Linked DNA regions of Homo sapiens: region 1 is linked to region 2. A link is a contact called in ENCODE Hi-C or POLR2A ChIA-PET data. All regions are on one chromosome and are shown on one strand. Each heading gives the region's core, a stretch centred on a gene start or an enhancer-like site at or near the end of the contact. The rest is flanking DNA. Distances are from core to core; before and after follow the strand shown.

Region 1 (2,754 bases), core at 208-2,707, 150 kb after region 2:
TAAAATCTTCAAGGAGGCCAGGCGCGGTGGCTCATGCTTGTAGTCCCACCACTTTGGGAGGCTGAGGTGGGCGGATCACCCAAGGTCAGGAGTTTGAGACCAGCCTGACCAATATGATGAAACCCCGTCCCTACTAAAAATACAAAAATTAGCCGGGCGTGGTCGTGGGCGCCTGTAATCCCAGCTACTAGGGAGACTGAGACAGGAGAATCACTTGAACCTGGGAGGCAGATGTTGCAGTGAGCTGAGATCGCACCATTACACTCCAGCCTGGGCAACAAGAGTGAAACCTGGTCTCAAAAAAAAAAAAAAAAAAAAAAGCTTCAAGGAAGACAAGACAGGTCATATACAAAGAACCAGCTACCAGAATGACTCTAGACTTCTCAGTAGCAACAAGAGAAGCTGGAATACAATTTTGAATCAAGTTATGGTAGAATAAAGACATATCTAGCCTTGAAAAGATTCAAAAAGTTTACCTCCCACACAGCCTTTCTCAGGAAGCCACTCTGGCACCACTAAAACAATGGAGAAAACCAAAGGAGAAAAAGACTGGAGATACACAAAGTGGGAGAAGGGTAAAGGGAATCTCCAGAAATGGTAAAGGAAAATTCCCAGATGGTAACTCTGCACCAGGCTTGGAGGTAATCAGTTCACATTAGGATAGGCCCAGAGGCTCTGAGAGAGGCTTCTTCAAAGAGGTGAAATGGCTTGAATATCCGATGTGTCTGAATGTCTTGAGAGGAAATTCAGACATTTGGCAGAAAATTGAGGGTTTGAATTACTGATAAATACATGAAAAACTAAGTGAAAACAAAAAGTAAGGTTCTTCAATTAATTTCAGGGAAACACAAGAGTTGTATAGAAGAGGAGAAATAATTATGATTTACCCCATGACTCAGCTCTGAATAGTGTTTATGTAGTTATAATAATGTGAACACTAAATACTGATCTAACCCAAATCAGTACATAAACTATGTTGGAATAATAAGAACATGGAGAGGGTGTGTGTATTGTGTATGCGGAATGAAATAATGAAATCTTCATCCAACATTGTGGGTGGTTAGTGGAGAATACCTAACACGGAAAAATAAAGAAATAGCAATACAAGCATGTTATTTAGAAATACAGAGGTAAATCTTTCTAAAAGAATTACCAAAGAAAATTGAAAGTGGGTGCCTCTAGGGAAGGACTTCTGCTTTTCTTAATGAATCTTACAGATTTGACTCAACTATGTGCACAGGTAACTCTGATTAAAAAAGAAAAGAGTGTGCCATCTCTGGTGTATTCTTTGTCCCTGGGATGTTTGAGAAGACCTTTTAGGAGTGTGCTATAAAGGTGATCCAAGCATCCTGAGGGTGACTGGATGAAATTCCTTAGTTTCTTCCGAGCCTGGAGGTTGATGGGCTTATGATTTTCAGTAATGAAACTATTTCCAAAGCACTTGATGTCCTATGGAACTGTGGAAAATTTCTTCCTTAAACTGAAATATAGCCCCAACTAATCTCTACTGTTGATTCTGGTTTTACTACTTGGGTCATAAAAAACAAATCCAATCCCTGTTCTTTATCAGCCCTCTTCAAGCATGATTAGACTGTTTTCATCTAAAAACCATTCCTCACACCCACTGTTATGGTTTTTGATCTCCTCACATCCTGTTCAACTTCCTGTGATTACATTCCACTTCTGAAGTGTGTGTGTGTGTGTGTGTGTGTGTGTGTGTTCAAAACAGAACATAATATTCCAGTTGTGGCGTGACCACAGGACACCTCCTTCTTGATTATAAAGCTCATCAGTCAAGAGTAGAGACTTCAGAGTCAGCCAGCCTGGGTTTAGGCCTAGCTGTTTTTTGTTTGTTTTTGGTTTTTTTGGTGAGACAGAGTCTCGCTCTGTTGCCCAGGCTGGAGTGTTAGTGGCGTGTTCTCGGCTCACTGCAACCTCCACCTCCTGGGTTCAAGCAATTCTCCTGCCTCAGCCTCCTGAGTAGCTGGGATTACAGGCACCTACCACCACGCCCGGCTAATTTAGTAGAGATGAGGCATCACCATATTGCCCAGGCTGGTCTCAAACTCCTGAGCTCAGGCAATCCACCCACCTCGGCCTCCCAAAGTGCTGGGATTACAAGCATGAGCCACCGCACCTGGCCTAGACCCAGCTTTGATACTTCCTGGCTGTGTGACTTGGAATGAGTTATACAACCTCATTGTCCTTCAGTTTCTTTGTTGATAAAACAGGAACAATGTCAGTATCTTCCTCGTGAGATTGTTTTGAGGATTTAGCAATATGATAAATGCCCAGCACTTAGAACAGAGGATGTCAAATAGTAGATGTTTAAAGAGTGTTAGCTATTAATTTTTTTCCTAGAATTTTCTATCAGTGTAGCTCAAGAAACCTATGAATATTTTTGACTGCTTGTTTCAATTAATCAATAAAGCAATCAATTAAACAGCAAACATTTGTTGAGTGCCTCTCTGTGCCAGATGCTGAGAAGAAGGGGAATAAGACCCCTTATCTGGAGGAGTTGATAAGTTGAGTTAGTTAAGAACTAACATCCTTTATATTTGTTTTATTGTCTCTTTTTGAAAAAAAAAAAACATTTTAATCAAAGGTATACATGCACATCATTTAAAAAGGCATGGTGCTTCATGTCTGTTATTCCAGTGACTCTGGAGGCTAAGGTGGGAGGATTGCTTGAGGCCAGGAGTTTGTGACCAACCTGGGCAACATAGTGAGATCTCATCCCTAAAAATAAAAAAT
Region 2 (2,700 bases), core at 65-2,564:
CTGGCTCATCTGATCTTGTGGCCCCGACCCAGGAACTGAGGCAGTACAAGACAGCTTCCACTCCCTGTGATTTCATCTCTGACCCAACCAATCAGCACTTCCGACTTACTGGCTGTCTCCCCACGCACCAAATTGTCCTTAAAAACTCTGATCCCCGAATGCTATGGGATACTGATTTGAGTAATAATAAAACTCTGGTCTCCTGCACAGCCAGCTCTGCGTGAATTACTCTTTATTGTAATTCCCCAGTGTTGATCAATCGGCTCTGTCCAGGCAGCGGGCAAAGTGAACCCTTTGGGAGCTTACAGCAAGTGACCCAATCACAGCTCACTGCAGCATCAAACTCAAGTGGTCCTCCCGCCTCAGCCTCCCAAATAGCCAGAATTACAGGCGCAAGCCACAGAGGTCAGCAAGGGGAAATTTTTAGGAGCACAGACATTGGGCACAGAAAACGACTACGTACCTTCAGAATGAGGCAGGAAAGTCTTAAAAGTCAAAGTCTTAGAAATGTCTTACAGCCTTAAAAATCAATTAAGTCTTAGACCTGGGGGGGTCAAATCTCAAATACGACAGCAGCCAGAAATTTATTACATCAGAGGTTGGGAATCACTTGGGAAACTTCAAAGGCAGATCAATGGCCAGTTCCCAGCCCCAAACTCTTTAGAATTTCTAGGAGTAGGTCTCCAGCGTGAGTATGGTTTTACCTCTCCTAAAGTGATTCTAATGTGCAGCCAGGGTTGAGAACCACTGCCATTCTAAACCAATGAGGGCAAGATGGCCAAACAGAAGTGTCATTTCCTATTTAGTCTCCTTGATTGTTGCAATGGAATTCCTCAGCTTCAAAAGTCCAGAATTTCATGTGAGATTTCCAAATTCTAAAATGTTGGCAAGTAATTAAAAGAAATTTTTTTAAAAAAGATTGGGATCAAAGAAAACATGGATTCGGGCCCTACTGAGTGTCACTTCGTAACCTTTTTGCAGTTCAACCTCAGGTTTGAACAACCTGATTCTGAGAAGTTAAATAATTTGTCCACGGTTACACAGCCAGTAGGAATAAGAGTTAGGACTAAAACCCAGTCCCTCTGAATTTAATTAATGTTCCTTCCATGAGAAGGAAGGAACACCTGAAGATGCGTTTTAAAAATGGGTAACAGAAACGCGAAGTTACCGCCAGCCATGATCGCAACCACGCATGCGCCTACTACTGCCGGCGAGGCGGAAGAGCAGGGAAGGTTAAAGGCGATGAATTACGACCTCTGCTGGCGACGCTCACGACTCCTGCCGTAAAGGCCGTGTGTGGCGCCTGCGCACCTCCTTTCCCTTTCGGATTCCCGACGCTGTGGTTGCTGTAAGGGGTCCTCCCTGCGCCACACGGCCGTCGCCATGGTGAAGCTGAGCAAAGAGGCCAAGCAGAGACTACAGCAGCTCTTCAAGGGGAGCCAGTTTGCCATTCGCTGGGGCTTTATCCCTCTTGTGATTTACCTGGGTCAGTGGGAGAAGAACCGGGAAAGTGACTGGAGGGAAGAGGGTGGCGGAGACAGCAGCCCCATTTTTGGCCGTCGGGGGAGGGAGAGAAAAATAGGGGACACTGCCGTGCACGGCCCCTGAGGCTGTCTGGTCAAGTGGGGCCGATCTAACCTGAGTTCGAGTTCCCGTTCTATCGCTTTATAGTTGCATGGTCTTTAAGCAGTCTTGCAATCCCTCCTTTTCTATTTTTGCATCCTTAAAGTGGAGGTCATATTTCTCGGGATTGTAGGGAGGGTTGGATGACCCCAGTGGATGTGAAAGTCACTAATTCACTCTCTAGCACTAGGTGGTTCTCGGGGTGTTTTTCCTCACCGCTCCATGTGGTCCTAAGTGGAAAGAGTCCTGTTCAGGGAATCGAGACACCTCGTGAAAGTACCACTGCCATGAAAGCATGATTATAATAATAGTCGTTGGATGCCTCTGCTTTCTTACCTGTACGATGAAGGGTTTGGATGATTTCTATTACTGCCCCCATTTTACAGGTGAGGAAACAGCCGTAGAGAAACTTTTTTGCCAAGGTCGCACAGCTATGCTGACTGAGGGAGTTAGGGGCTCAGGCAGTGGGGCATCAGAGCCCATAGTCTTAACCATTATAGCGCACTTAAAGGATTTGGGGTTTTTTTGGTTTTTGTTTTTAAGACAGAGTCTCGCTCTGTCACCCAGACTGGAGTGCAGTGGCGCTATCCCGGCTCATTGCAACCTTCCCCTCCTGTGCTCTAGCGATCCTTCCACCTCAGTCTCCCAAGTAGCTGGGACTACAGGCTGGTGCCAACAGGCTCGGTCACTTACTGCAAGGATTTGTTAATATTTTTCAGTTAGGGTTGCAGACTGGGACCTATTCTGTAGTTTTTTCTTTTCTTTTCTGTCTTTTTTTTTCCTTTTTTCCTTTTTGAGACAGTCGCTGTGTGCCCAGGCTGGAGTGTAGTGGCGCGATCTCTGCCCACCGCAATCTCTGCCTCTCGGGATCAAGCGATCCTTCCCCCTTAGCCTCCCGAGTAGCTGTGATTACAGACTTGCAGCCACCGCTCGCGGCTAATGTTTATATTTTTAGTAGAGACGGGGTTTTGCTTATGTGGGCCAGGCTGGCCTCAAACTCCTGGCCTCAAGTTAGCTACCTCCCCTCCAGCCGGCCTCCGCCCCGCGCGCGGCCTCCCAAAGTGCTGGGATTACAAG

Evidence for each region. A loop is a pair of places that touch in the nucleus more often than their neighbours do. ChIA-PET counts read pairs that join two places held with the same protein, here RNA polymerase II (POLR2A). Pooled maps may share reads with other maps.
Region 1: a map of PC-3 shows a loop between it and region 2 (7-fold over the local background). The contact joins the enhancer-like site here to the promoter of TOMM7 in region 2. A Hi-C loop is called at or near these places in 2 of 168 maps with a recorded cell type or tissue (PC-3 and PC-9), 1 of 37 single-sample maps with no recorded cell type and 8 of 50 pooled maps. POLR2A ChIA-PET finds 5 or more read pairs at or near these places in 3 of 52 experiments (Caco-2, GM10248 and activated T-cell).

What each region holds. Positions count from the first base shown.
Region 1 is chr7:22,675,059-22,677,812 of GRCh38, reverse strand. No RefSeq gene overlaps it. Among named protein-coding and RNA genes, the nearest start is that of IL6, 51 kb to the left of the region's middle. RefSeq lists a silencer at 1-83. Within about 2 kb of position 1,457, at least 4 of the 41 ENCODE cell types and tissues checked have a DNase peak (open chromatin) inside an H3K27ac peak, as active enhancers do; they include PC-3, where a contact is called at or near this core.
Region 2 is chr7:22,821,463-22,824,162 of GRCh38, reverse strand. It overlaps TOMM7 (translocase of outer mitochondrial membrane 7), which reads left to right and starts at 1,314. Exons shown (of 3, transcript NM_019059.5): 1 at 1,314-1,486. The coding sequence starts at 1,384. It overlaps LOC112267993 (a long non-coding RNA gene), which reads right to left and starts at 1,206. Exons shown (of 3, transcript XR_002956543.2): 1 at 464-1,206. RefSeq lists enhancers at 1,084-1,293, 1,324-1,403, 1,073-1,833.